Linked DNA regions of Homo sapiens: region 2 is linked to region 1. Evidence: chromatin loops called from intact Hi-C (ENCODE). Cell type or tissue: GM12878. All regions are shown on one strand. Each heading gives the region's core, and the rest is flanking DNA. Links, peaks and the distances in the headings are about the cores only. Region 1 has its middle 33 kb from the start of LINC02159. Region 2 holds the start of LOC105377694 (a long non-coding RNA gene).

The links. Hi-C counts contacts between places; a loop is a spot of excess contacts. Peaks named below come from ENCODE experiments on the same cell type or tissue, not always from the same donor. Only the 100,000 strongest peaks of a DNase experiment are listed, where the experiment ranks them.
Region 2: it touches region 1 in a loop (2.8-fold over the local background); 1 of 110 quality-filtered maps calls a loop at or near these places.

The regions. Positions count from the first base shown.
Region 1 is chr5:160,965,125-160,977,258 of GRCh38, forward strand. No RefSeq gene overlaps it. Among named protein-coding and RNA genes, the nearest start is that of LINC02159, 33 kb to the left of the region's middle. In GM12878, for the core only: a CTCF peak has its summit at 5,839 (motif pointing right); no DNase peak of the experiment used is centred there.
Region 2 is chr5:161,379,397-161,381,896 of GRCh38, forward strand. The region is part of intron 5 of GABRB2 (gamma-aminobutyric acid type A receptor subunit beta2); the gene reads right to left. It overlaps LOC105377694 (a long non-coding RNA gene), which reads left to right and starts at 1,704. Exons shown (of 4, transcript XR_001742957.2): 1 at 1,704-1,784. In GM12878, for the core only: no CTCF peak of the experiment used is centred there; a DNase peak (open chromatin) is centred at 1,325.

The DNA.
Region 1 (12,134 bases), core at 4,313-6,812:
AACAGGTTCAGTGGGAAGAAATTAGGGGACTGATATGGTTTGGGTCAGTGTCTCTGCCCAAATCTTATGTCAAATTGTAATCCCCCGTGTTGGAGATGGGGCCTGGTAGGAGGTGACTGGATCATGAGGTGGTTTCTAATGGTTTAGCACCATCCCCCTAGTGCTCTTCTCATGATAGAGTTCTCAAGAGATATGGTTGTTTTAAAAGTGTGTAGCACCTCCCCCCGCCCCCCTTTCCTCCTGCTCTGGCCATGTAAGACGTGCCTGCTTCCCCTTTGCCCTCCACCATGATTGCAAGTTTCCTGAGGCCTCCCCAGCTATGATTCCTGTATAGCCTGCAGAATCATGAGCCAATTAAATCCCTTTTCTTTATAAATTACCCAGTCTCAGGTATATCTTTATAGCAAAGCAAGAATGAACTAATATGAGGACATTTACATACACTGACACAGCCCACAAAAGAGAATCCCAAAATTGCCAGATAAATTTCTCTTCTGAAGGAGTGATGCTTTCTTGCTAAGAGAGATGCCAAGTCAAACTGTAGAATAAATGGTTGGGAAAGAGAGGGTAATTGAAGTGAGAGGGAAAAGAAGCTGCCTTAATGGGAGCAGAGGAGGAATTTTGATAGGGAGGTTGGTGTCGAACAGCTGCACATTGAGAAAAAAGGATGAAAGAAGAAAGAGAATTTCATTATATACAGTTGTAGTCCCTTTATTTGGGTCCCTTCTCATGCTCTTGAGTGTAGAATGAAATTCCTTTCTCATTATTATTGCATACGGACTGTACTTCTTGAGCATGAAGTCCTTTGAGATTGAATCATTATAGAGATTTTAATAACAATACAACTTTAAAACAAGTGACTGAAAATAGGGAAAACTGCCTGATATGTAGTTGTAGCATGTTATTCAAAATTTAAGCAGAAACTCAAAGGCAATTTGCTGGGGACTAAAGTATAGATTAACTTCCAAACTCTGCTCCAATTCTCCCCTGACTGTGTCTACTCTATGGTCAAATAGGAAGTGCTTCTGGAGGTAGAGTGGCAGAAGCCTTTATATTTTATGACACATGGCCTCTTGGATGAAAGTTGGTCCTTTTGAATTTGGAAATGGGTACAGTAATGGCATATTGATTGCATCTATTTTCCCATCTAGAACTTTATGCCAAAATCGCTTGCAGGGTGAAGAAAATGGAGATATCATGGGACTGTGGAGAGATGAGTATGGCATCAGTTCTGGCCAAGTTGGTTGTGTGACATGGGCCAGCCCCTGATCTCTCTGTGCTTTCCCTCCTGACTCCTGAAAGCAGGGTAATGATATTCTCTTTATGTAGAAAAATGATGATCTGGTTTGGAATCTGCTCTTACCTCAGCAAAAACTGAGCCCCTGGAACGAGTTGAGCAGGCAAACAGGTGATGGGCCAGACACAGAAAACTGATGAGGGCACTGGACTGTGAGTTTGTCTGTGTGACCTTGGGAGAGCCCTGTCCCTCTCTGGGCCTCACTGTGTTGATTGTGAACTAAGGGGACTGGTTGAGACACTCTGAAATCACTCTTCCCTCTGATAATTCTGATCAGCAAAGCTGCAGGTCAGTATGTTTTTGCTGTTTCATAATCCTTAGAAAGCTGAGGTTTAGAATCAAATTAGGATACAAAAATAAGGCAGAGGATGGTATCAAGAAAGGAATAAAATAATTAGACAAGAAAGGCATCCATTCTAGTGTGGAAAATTATAAATTTGGTTAGACAATGTAATTTTACAATTGGTCAGGGGGAAGAAATTTTTAGAAGTCTTTCTGGTGAAAGTATTTCTGAAATGTGAAGAACTATGGAAAAGAAATCATTTTCCTTCTTCCTTACTCTTCATAGCTGGTCTGGAAATTTGATCTTCTTTAATGACAGGCACAGCTCTCCAGGATCTGCCCCCATCTGTCTTTTTCTACTTTATCTCCCTATAATCCTTTCTGGTCTTTCATCATTCTGTCTACTTCAGGCTTTTCCTCACAAAAGCTTTGTACTTTGCTATCTTGCAGCCTCTGCTCAAATTTTTGTCTCCTGATGTGTCTTCTCCCTTTGCCTATCTTTCAAAATCCTATACACCCTTTAATCCCGTCTCAAAGGCCCCTTCTTCCCTTCTTTCGTTCTTCTCTCCCTCTATACCCCCCTTTCCCTGTAAGTAACCTTTCTTTTAATTAAAAAAGTAACACTTGTATATGATGTACGATAAAAGCACAAAAGAGCTGTCAGGTAAATGATAAAACTTTTTCACATCCCCCCAGCTCCCCATCCAGAGCGCCCTTCTGCAAGCAGATGTTTATTACTAGTTTTTGAAGTCTCTTCTGTTACTCATAACACTGACTTCCTGGCCATTAGGCCACACTGGCTAGAGGGAGGGTGTAAATCTAATTGAGGGGTGGACAAAGACATCCTAGTCCGCTGTACACACTCATCATACAAGGTGTTCCTCAGGTCCTTATGCTGAGGAGTGTGCCCCCCAGAACAGTCCTGGGGTTTATGAATCACACAGGCTGCTATGTGAATCCACACTCTAGATCTTCCTACTTGTGTACATTGAACACATTGTTTCATCACTTTGGAGACTCTTGTTTTCTTGTCTATAAAATAGGACAAGAATTATACCTTCTTCAGGGAGTTCTTCCCTTTCACCCCCTTCTGGGTTTCTGCAGGACTCTATGTCTACTTCATTATCACAATGGCTCCGTTGAGGGCAGGGGCCATGTGGGTATGTACAGCTTCGTCTTTGAAGACCCTATTGATTCTAGCTCAGTGCCTATTTAGGTGATTAATAAACACTAAATTAAATTCAAAATTGGATCAATCTGGCTCACAAAAGGCAAAGTGTGATTTTTTTGTGGGGGAAGACATGGTGAGCAACCCAATTCTATCACCGAATTGAGGAGTGGCCTCAAGCAAGTCATTTATACATCTCCTATGCTCAAGTTTCTTATCTGTCAAATGTGGGTGGCCATTTCTACTTTACAGGACTTTTGGGAGGAAAAAATGAGAGCAGCACCTGAACTGCTGCAGGACGCAGAGTTCTGTAGCATTACAAATACCTTTCTTACCATTTTTTGTTCTCCCTTTTGCATAAAATTCTTTTTTGCAGGGACACACCATGTTCCTGTTGCTATTCCTACCCCTTCCTCCATTGAAAGCTTACAATCCTCAAGGGCTAGAGAGAAGATAAGAAACTAAGGTCTGTGCAAATATCATGAGAGTTACTTCTTTTCTAAATTCTGACAGTTTAAAACTGCATTGTTGCAACTTTCTGTCCCACTGTCAAATTGACTTGAGTGAGTCATCTCTATGGTAATTACTAGAGAAAGTCTCACGTGATAATTTATTTAACGATGGGATCCACATAGTTCTGCACATGCTTGTTCTAAAATATAGTCAGCAACTGTGCAGCAGGGCGTCAGTCACTGTGATCCATTTGGTGCCACTCAGCATCTTCTGTGCAAGTTCTAACTGCGATGTTTGATTCACTGGTACCTCATTTGATATTCAAGAAGCTTTCATGTGACTGTCCCTCAGGGCAAAACATATTGCGTACTCTCTGACCTCATCCCATGTCTCCATCTCCAAGAACGTATCCTGAGTTGATCTTAATATTAAAAGCAGAGAGAGCAGCCTTGAAATAGAAGTCAGGGAAGGCTGTCAGGCAGGTTTGGTGGTAAAAGTGGGTGGTGAATGTGGAGAGAAGTTTGGAAGGAGGCAACGGTATGTCCAGGTCAGTGGTTCTCAAACATTTTAGGTTCAGGACACTTTGCACTTATAACAATTACTGAGGACTTCCCGAAAGGTTTTCTTTACATAGATTACATCTCTCCATATTTAGCACATGGGAAATTAGAAAAAAAAGTTAAATTTTTGTAAATTTATTTCAAAATAGCAGTAATAAACTCATTACATATTGACATCAAAGAAATGATATCAATACATGTCAGCCTCTGAAAAACTTCATTTTACCCTCAAGAAAAAAAGGAAAGTGAAAAAGGCAATTAATACTGTAGTATTACTACAAAAACAATTTGAGCCAATGAAAAGGGTCTTAGGGACTTCTGAGAACCATTGGTCTAGGCAAAGACATTGGAGACTAGGGGCTGAAAGTGTTTGTGTGTGTGAGTACATATATACACGAATCTCTCTCTCTCTCTCTCTCTTTCTATAATAATGAATAGCAAATTATTTACTGTGGATTAAATATTATGCTAGTTTGCAGCCATTATTTTATCTAGTCTCCATAATAATAATGAGAGGGGATATGATTATACCCATTTGGTAGATTAAAAAATAAGGTGCAGAGAAGTTAAGAGTCAAAGTGGGACACAATTTATATGACAAATGTCAGAAAAAGATGAGTTAGACTTTTATCTTATCATAACATAGGCTATTGTATCCTGAGATATTATAGAAAAGGGCCAATGCAAACGATTGTATGTGGGGTGGTGGGGGAGGTATTCCGAAGCATGCAGATAGAAAACAAAAAGGCTTGAGGAACACTCTTTTGTGAACAACTGCAGGCTAAAGGTTATTTAGCTTTGGAGTATGACAAGAGTAGCTTCCTGGTTGCATTCTAGAGAGACAGGGAGAGATGCTTTAGTGGATGCTGTCAGGACCTGTCCACATGCCCCTTTTAAGCTGAGGCACTCATGTATTGACAGCTGACTGCTTTCAGTTGAATTTCCCTCTGAGAATTATTCTCAAAGAAGGCTGTTAATACAAGATCACACCTTTGCCCCTGGGGCAACCCCAAAGCCATGACTGATTAGCAGGCATATAACAGTCTAGCTTCCTTGCCTCTTTACAGGGCAACTGTAAAGGCCATTCCAGCTCTAGACCTCCTCATGGAATCTGCTGAAGCCTTTCTTGATTGTGTATAACTGCTCAATGCCTCCCTCTGCCCAGCCCTGTTTCCCTCACTCCTCCACAGGTACTGATCCCAAGAGCACTTCTCAATCAACATCCTGAACTCAAATCTCCCTCTCAGAGTCTGTTTCCCGGAAGAACCAACCTAAGACAAAGACAGATTCCTAAATCTTCTCCCCTTAAGCACAGTTCCCTCCAATTTCTTTTAAATATTAGGTCTCTATGAGGTTAATATTAAGCCTCTTTAAATTTAACAGTGTAATAGTTTCGACTTATACTTCTCCAGCCTTCCAGGGACAGCCTTTTCATTCCATGTTGGACACTTTTGATTTTGAGGGTTCTTTTTTCTACTGAGTTGAAAAAGCCTATCTAGTATTCATGCATTATTTTTAGTTTTCCATGTGTAACTTTACAGATTGGCCCATTCATTCTTCCATGATGCTGTTCACGTTACTATCTGGGTGGGGTCTTTAAATTGAATCAGTGAGGACCTCACCACAGTCTGAAAGCTGAACCAGAAACCATTTTAGGTACTTCGTAGTCCTGAGGTTTTCTGATTCCAGAGAGTTTTTTTTTTTCTGGTAAGTTGTTCATAATGTTCACCCTTTACATGCACCACCTTCCAGGCCAATTTGGATCCCCCAAACCATGGAAAGATGTTAGCACAACAAATTTGCTTCTAATTCTTTTTTCTATTACAGTAAAATGGGGGTAAAGATTTAAGGCCCTTTAGCCCCATGTGTTTCAATTTGACCCCATATGTCTTCTTTCTTGTGATCCAACTTATTTTTGTGCAGTGTCATCTTCCCTGCTGTGTTCTGGAAGTAGGACAATTTTCAGTGTTATTTTTAATCATGTAGCACTCAGGGAGATAATGATATTGATTAAAGTGTGAGTGTAAAGAAGGTGTTTCTTTTTGAGAGGGATATATGGAGGAAGTGTGTTTTGCTTCCAAAGCTCCACTAGGTGGCATTTTATTAAAGCAGTATTGCTACTGTGGTTTTAGAAGTAAGTGCTCACATTATTATTCTTAAAGGGATAGTATTAAGCTCCTCAAAATACGAAAACTCTATATTTTCATGGATGATTATAGTAAGGATTTTAAAACAAAAGCTTGCATATTAAAAAAATAAAATATCCAGATCCATGTCTGCCAAATCCAGCTTATTTTAAAATAATGTTTGAGACAAGATTTCTAACTTGGGCTCTGACGCTAATCTACCACATGACCTGGTGTAAGTCACTTTCTCTCTCTGGACTGATTTCTTCTTCTTTGAATGAAAGACAACAAACAAGTTAATCTCTAAGGTCTTTACTTCGAATACTTAATTTAGTAATTCTATTTCATTCCTTACTGGGTTTAAATTACAAGTTTTCTAATACCATCATCACCAAATTTATAATAAAGACAACATTAGACCATTGGTTTGTTTATAAAAAACTTTGTATAAAACATTGTGGCAATTTTAAAACATGCCAATTTTTGTCATTGAGGAGGTCATGTTAGAAGCATTTCTTTTCATACTGAGTTTCAGAATCTTTTATGTCAAGCCAAACAACTTTATCATCTGACAACCTCTTTTCTATCCTTTCAAGCTGTTGGGGAATTAGTTCCTTTTGAAACCTAGAGAAACTCATCTGAGAGAGCAAGAGAGGTCTTCACAGATAATTATCAGCATTAGCCAGGTGAAGAGGCCCAACTCTTTTGTTCCATTCTGCAAAAGAAACCTCTTTAAAGTTTTCATTTTCCAGAATGCTTTTACTTGAATTATAAAAATCCCACAGAACAGAGGCTTATAATATTTTATGTTATAGAATTTTTTCCCATCTTTCTATTAGCGACAGATAAATAGACTTAAAAAAAAAAAAAAAAAAAAAAGGATAACTCCTTTAGATCCCAAACTCCTCTGGGCCTGTGAATTTGGGCTTAAGGGAGGGCAGTTTAACTCTTTGAGAGCATTGCTGCTCTGCTGTGGATGTTGAATGAGGCTGCACTGAATCTATGGTTTGAAATCTGTTTCTCCTTCATCCCTGCTGCCATATTCACCCCAAATTCACAGAAGACTAGGGCTAGAGCTGCCAAAATCACAAAGGACTTTGCTGGTTGCCTGGCTCCATTTTTTTTTAAAGGGTATTTCATGAAGTAAGCGCCACAGTGGGAAAAAAGGAATGGCTCTTTCATAAAAGAAATTTTAGAAAGACTGTAAAGTAATCCCTGCTCTAATAGCCACGGTGCACATTGGCATTTCAACTCACTGGGAATTCCTATAGCAAGGAAATCTATACACCTAACCCATTGTTTTGCAAATCCATGGATTGCTTTGGAGGGTATAGCTTTAATGTAATAATTTTATTTTAAAGATAACGAAGAAGCAAAGTTTATTCAAGAATAAAATCAAGAATTTAGTCATAATAAAAACATAGGAGAATTGGATTCAGAACCTGAATCTCTTGGTTTTGATCCTATTCTTTTTTCTATACATTCTAATTGCAGATCCAGATCTAGAACATTCTCTAAAATTTTTCAAAATGTAATATGAATTTCATACGCCTTAAAATAAAAATGGACCTAGACGTATTTCTTGATGTTATGTTACTAATGAGCAAAGTAAGACCTAGAAAGGCTAAATGACTGTTTCATGGTCATGTGACTAAATCAAAGCAAAACTCGAGATAAGAGGTAAATTTTTTGGAGTGTCTGTCCATGAATGGTATCCATAAACATGCCATCCATCCATGATAACCCATGCCTTTGAATTAAGAATGAAGAAAATTACATCTAAGTTATTTTATACCTTATGTCCTTATCAGCCATTAATGAGTTCAGTTGAATAGGATTCTTCCTTTTGCCTTAGCAGAAGATTGTGACAATAGAACCGGTAAGTTTTGATGATACCATTGCAACCAGGAAGAGCCAATAAAAATAAGCATTAGATTAGAAATGTCAAATATATAACTTTGAGCATAAACTCACCTCTTTAAAGGTTAGCTTAGACTAGTTAAATGAGAAATTGTATTATTAATAGATTTTTGTATGCAGTTTCAGCTCTAGGTAGCAATGATAAAGAGCACACATATTAAATATAGTGATAATTATAGAAATAAAGACAGTATTTGCTAAGTGTTTATGCAGTACCAGGCACTCTGGTAAGGACTCATCTACTCTTAATACTTACCATAATCCTGTGCTCATTTTATGGAAGATTGAGCTGAAGCTCAGAGAGGTTAAGAGACTTGCAAAAGGTCACACAATAGCAAGTTATAGAATAAGAATTTGAACTTAGGAATTAGTTTCTAGAGCCAATATTCTTAAGCATTTTATAATATTAAAGAAATGTCATAATGAAAATCAAATCTGAAAATGCTATATTAGAAATGTCTTCCTCCACAACGTGGTGATTTTTCAAAGACTAAAAGACAGAAATGCCATTTGACTCAGCAATTCCATTACTGGGTATATACTCAAGGGAATGTAAATTGTTCAACTATAAAGACACATGCACACGTCTGTTCACTGCAGCATTATTCACAATAACAAAGACATGCAATCAACCTAAATGCCCCTCAACGATAAACTGGATAAAGAAAATGTGGTACATATACACCATGTAATACTACACAGTCATAAAAAAGAATGAGATCATGTCCTTTGCAGGGACGTGGATGGAGCTGGAGGCCATTATCTTAGCAAACTAATGCAGGAACAGAAAACCAAATACCACTTGTTCTTATAAGTGGGACGTAAATGATGAGAACACATGGACACATAGAGGGGAATAATATACACAGGGGCCCTCTTGAGACTGGAGGGTGGGAGGAGGAAAAAAATCAGGAAAAATATCTAATGGGTACTAGGCTTAATACCTGGGTGATGAAATAATCTGTACCAGAAACCCCCATGACACAAGTTTACATATGTAACAAATCTGCACGTGTATCCCTGAACTTAAAAAGAACAGTTAATAAAAAAGAAAAAAAAAGAAATGTCTTTTTCTCTTGAATGCTATTTCCTAGGAGGAAGCATGAAGTCTTTATTCTCCACCCACTTAAGTCAGTGATTTCTTTGCTGCTTACCTCTCAGATAAGCTCATGCTACCTTGTATTCTGATGGCTGTTTAAAGAAATGCACAGAAATGCATCTAGTTCAAGTGAACTGGAATTATATGATTTGGAGAAGGAATTGGTTAAGCTTCCATGTTCTGGGAAGAAAGAGTTTGGCAATGCAAACAATGATGTGAGAAAGGTGACCCTTAGGTCTGCATTAAAAAACAAAACAATAACTAGTCTCAAGTAAGTGGGCAGCTTTAATGAATGTGCTCATTTGCGAGATACCTGCGTATCTAAGTGTACTCTGTAATAATCTTTGTTTGCTTTCCCTTATAACTCAGGTTATAGCAGTGGCATTCTTGCCTTTTGGCGAACAAAGCAATCTTGGTTTGAATGACTAATTCCGAAGCTCCAAGATTTTTAGGAGTCCCCAGGACCTTGCATTCTCTTGATGACTTCTGTCCTTATCTCCTGCAGTCAGTTGTGCCATTGGCCCATTCTCCTGTTTTCAGGGAAGTAAAGCTACTCCCATTTTGTGAGCTAGATCACCTTACTGAAGATTTGAGGGGTCAAGGGGAGAGAAAACACGGTATCCTACAATGTTTTCTGCCACTCTTGTCTCTCTCCCCTCCTCTCCTGTTCATTCCTTGCCATTTTCTTTTTTTCCCCTCCCTTTTAGGAGCAAGTTTTCTTCCCTGCTATTAGGAGGTAGATAGTTCTGCCCTTCTCTGAAGGCTCTGTGTAAGCTGACATGCATTCCCCACTGCAGCTCAATGACCCCAAGACAGTGTCTCGGGACATTGTTCAAGAAATATGGTTTGCATATCTTAAGAGGAATTCTGTAGCATTATCACCAGAAATAAATTTTTCTCTACTTGTTATAAATGTATATACTTGAAAATAGCAAAATTATGTCTCTTCTTTCAAATTCTATCCTTCTGACTTCTCACCAATGTAGTCTATCTGTCTTACTGGTAATTTAATAACAATATTTTATGAAGAAAATAGCTCTATTTTCTAAAAACTACCATGCTATTTTTTTGTTGTTTTCCTGCCATCTAATTCCAGGTTATAAAAGTACTATGCCTCTAAGTCATTTGTTATCTCATGACTCCTCACCCCCCACCCTGTACAGGGAAAGTAGAGAGGATGCTGTTTAATTTTCTTTAAAGATGAACAAAATCAAGGCCCAGGGAGGTGAAATGATCAAAGCTCAACATGCCACATAACTGGCACCAACACCTAAGTTATTTCTAGATGTGCTCCACTGCCTTTCTCATATGCATCTCCCCAAACTCAATTTAGGAGACCACCAGTTTCACCAGCATGCACGCACCATGATAAGTTCTGCAGTTCAATTCTGGGGCTGGAAACCACTACAAAGCAACAGAAGAGTGGAAGACGCAGAGACCAAGAACATGCTATCACACTGGCCTTCCAAAGTCTTTGGTCAAGCCATCTGGGATCAGTTCTCCACCTTGCAGAAGGAATGTGCTTTTAAACTTAACTGGATTACTGTTCATGTTTAATGAGCTTCCCTTTGCCCATGGGTTGCATCCAAACTCCTGACACAGCCCTGAGTGATCTATCCTGCTTCTTTTCCATCCTCACTTGAGTTACCTGCCCCTCCTTCACTCTTTTCTAGCCACCTGGCTTTTTCATAATTTTTCAAACGTTCTACAGTACCTTCTTTCTCAGACTCCTCCCACAAGCTCTTCTTCCTGCCTAAAATGTAATCCCTTCACCTCACCTGCTACCTTCCCACCCAGTTCTATGGTTTCTACCTACTTGTCTCCTCCTTTGGAAAGCCTTTCCCCACTGGCCTGTGTTGAGGAGCTTGTCCTCACTTTTTCCCTATTTATTGATGCTATAGCAGTTATCAAAATGGTAATCATTTGTTTTTCTGATTTTTTATATTTTATGATCTCTCACTCCCGCTAGACCTTTATGACCTTTGAGTGCAGTATTTAGAACAGTCCTTGACACATAGTAAGCTTTCAATAAATAATGTTGAATGAATGTTTGAATGAATAAAAGAGTAAGGCAGCTTGGAAGAGTGTTTTCTTCTGCCTGTTCATTTATTTGCCCATTGGACAAATGCTGCTTAGACCTCACCTCCTTCTGTGTGTATTGAGGGGACCCAGGATTTGATCTGACAGGGGTCCTGTCATCCAACATTTGCAACCAAGTGGGAAGCCAGTTTTGGAGCCCAGTGAGTGAGCACAGACATGGTGTTTGCCAAACCTTCTTATCTGAAACCTTCCAGAATCTCCTTAAGGCTGCTCAACACATTCCATACCCAATACACCACGATGACCTTTAAGCTGCCAGGTCAGCTGTATTAAATGAGCATGGCTTCTTGGTTCTGTTGCAGTCCTCCAGATTTCTAGGCTCCCGTTTTGCAATTTCCTGACAAATTGCAAGGGCTCATGGGATTAGTAGCTACATTTAATCTGGTTGTTTATCATGAATTGAGAAGGCCAGAATGCATATTTTCTGCTAGAAGGGAAAACATTTTAAATTATATGTTAGGGTGCTTTTCCCAATTCTTCCCAACCCTCAGAGTCCACACAAGCCCATCTCCTTTCCCTGAACTAGACTGGCCTTTTAAATTTTCTGTATACATTCTCTCTGCCTGTCATTTTGTGACACAATCACTTATATTTGCATATTATCACCTAAATAATATTCCGTTATTATTTAGTTACTTTAGTACACATGTATTTATGTGTACATGTGTGTGAGCATGTATATGTGTGCATGTGTATTTTGCGTTCCTAGGGAGTTTCTTGGGGACAAGAATGTGCACCTCCTTTATAAACCCCACAATGTTTAGCATGGTCCTAGGAATTCACTAAAAGGTCAAGGATGTAGGTCCTAAATAATATGTCATATGTTGGCTTCTCTGGTAGCAGACATTGAGACAAAGTTTGGCTTGTAGGATTTTTGTTAGAGATCAACAAACATGGAGGGAAAGTTGGAGAAGAAAAAGCTAGGCAGATGCAGATTTGAACTGGGATGTGGCCTGACAAAGCCTCAGCCAACCCCACAGAATTGTTCTTCTGTTGGCCAAAATAACCTGGTTGTTTGGATCTTCGGACCCCTGCCTTGATCAGTCATTGTATATGAGGGTCCCTAAGAAGGGCATGCCCTTGGGTGTCTTTCTGCTGCTGAGGCAAAGCCTGAAGAAACTGTCAGCAG
Region 2 (2,500 bases), core at 1-2,500, 410 kb after region 1:
CTGAGTTTAAAGAATTTATGCCTTTTCCTGAGAAGTATGCTTAGATTTATAAACATTTTAAATATTTAAGCACAATGTAAAAAAAGAAATCTCACAGCAATCACAGAACAAGACACCTACAGATGATCTGTATTAAGATATTTCAAATAATACATTCTCAAATTTCATTCCATTTCTATTATGTTGATTCGCCTCTTCAGGTGCTGAAATATTCTGGATGATGGAGTCCACACTCTGGCTATAGAAGCAGACATTCATACATTAATTCTAGCATCCATTAAAATAAGTTTTCACTGCCTGCCACTTCCAATTACCCCCTTTCTGAGTCAAATCAACTTGCACTACTAGAGCTTCATTCCTTGGTTGAAATGAAGCTCAGGTTTAACACATGTTAAATTGTAAATGCAGCTTCCAGAAAGGGGAACATTTGAAGCCACTGTCAGTTACCAGTGCCACAGTGTGAAAGGGCTGACTGCACTCTTTCTGGAGAGAAAATGTGGTAAAATATGGAGGAAAATCCTGAAGAAGAAAAGGGACAAGATGCAAAAAGAGGGGCAAAGAACACAATTAACTACAGCAATAAACTGAGGGTCCTGCCAACTTTACAGAGTTTACCTCATTCAATTCCCTTATAAAAAACTTATCTATGTGTCCCTAATTTTTCTTTTTTATTGCTTGGGCCCCTAATTCTATAGAATCTAATTCATTAAGCTTGAAATATGGCCCAGAAGTCTACATTTTAAGCAAATATCTCAGGTATTGATATAAGAATTATAAAGACTACACATTAATAGACAAATAGATTTTGAAAAAGAACCTATTGTTTTTGGAATCAGGTATGCCTTATCTCACAACTCCATAATACTACAATTTCCTTCTATAAAATTTTACCTCTTTAGGAATTTAATTTACTACTGAGGGTGTGAATTGTCACCTAGGCCCTGGAAAGCAACTTTATTATTTTATGAAAAGCCAGATCACTTTCACTGTAGCCTACAAAAATTATGGACTTTACAATTTTCTTTCTCTTTCTTAATGAAATGCTCAAATCTCTATTTAAAACCCAATTGTAGTAACTTTGCACCCAATTGCATTTGCAGGTAACAACTACTGCCTTGAGGCATTGAGAGTTGAGCTGCATTCTGACAGTTGAGGGGAATGAGCTTCCTGGGCAGAGTTTCAGGAGCATTGCTAAGTTGCTAACTTTTCTGTTTAGAACATGCAATGCTCTTGTGAAAAAAAAAAATCTGACGTTTTAAAATTGAAGAGCTGAGAGTTTCCAGAGCTGAGTTCAATCAAGTCTTAAGTAATGCAGAAAATTTGAAAACCATAAATGCTGCAAAGACAAGGGTGAGCACACACTTACATGGAGCCAGAATGAAAGACTGTATAGTGAGGTGGAAATAAAATGGTTGTGTATTGGTACACCACAATCTTGAGGTCAGTTTTTCTCAAGATTTTACAAGGGTAAAAAAAAAAGGGCTTTACTGAATGTGGGGTGAGTAGGAGGGGTTTAAAGGAAAGGTATAAAAATGTCATGGGATTTAAAACAAACAGATCTTTATGTGACTTCATAGACCCTATCATGGAGCTTCAGAACAAAAAACATGCAGAGACACAGAGGCTTGTCCACAAATGACAGAATTAAGAGACCTCTCAATCTTCCCTGTACATATACTTATTTCTCTTTTAATCTTTTTCAGTAGAGAAAACATGAGCTTTGGAATCACACAGTACTGGGTTCAAGTTCTAGCATTTGCATGTACCAGCTTGAGTGACCATGGGTAAGTCACTTCAACTTTTTGAGCCTGAGTTTCTACATCTGTAAAATGAAGATCATAATATCTACTGTTGGGACTACTGTTAATGTGTAACACACTGAGTATAACTCCTTAGATATATCAGATATTCAGTGAATGGAATCCATCACTCTCAGCAGCACTACCATCACATCCTTATAATGACAGCAGTATCATTATAAGAATTTATTTAGAATGATGAAAAGTATATGAAGTCAACTTGTGCCCTCCTTGGCACATAAGGCAAGAGAAAGACTCAGGGTGGGGAATTAAGGGTGAAAAGAGAGTCTGCAGGTGATTTGTATAGATAATTCATTTATTACATGTAGAGATGTACTCTGACATGGTTGATGCATTGAGACAACATCCTAGAAGAGGAGATGGGCTTTATTCTGAAGGGGGTGAGTGGATATTCAGGGTACACTTTACAAAAGGAAAAATGTCTCTGCCACTTGGAGGCAGGTCAGGAGCTAAGTAGGGTGACACTGTCCATGGATCTCCATGCTGAAGATGAAATAATAAAGTATACTGAAGAGGTTACGAGCATGAGCTTTGGAGTGGGCAAACTCAGATTCAAATCCAGTCTCTGCTATCTTTTAGCTTTGCAGTTTATAACAAAAGACAAACACTTCTGAGCTGTTTCCTCATCTACTAAATAATGATAGATATTTCATACATCTGGTGTGCAGATCAGATAAAAT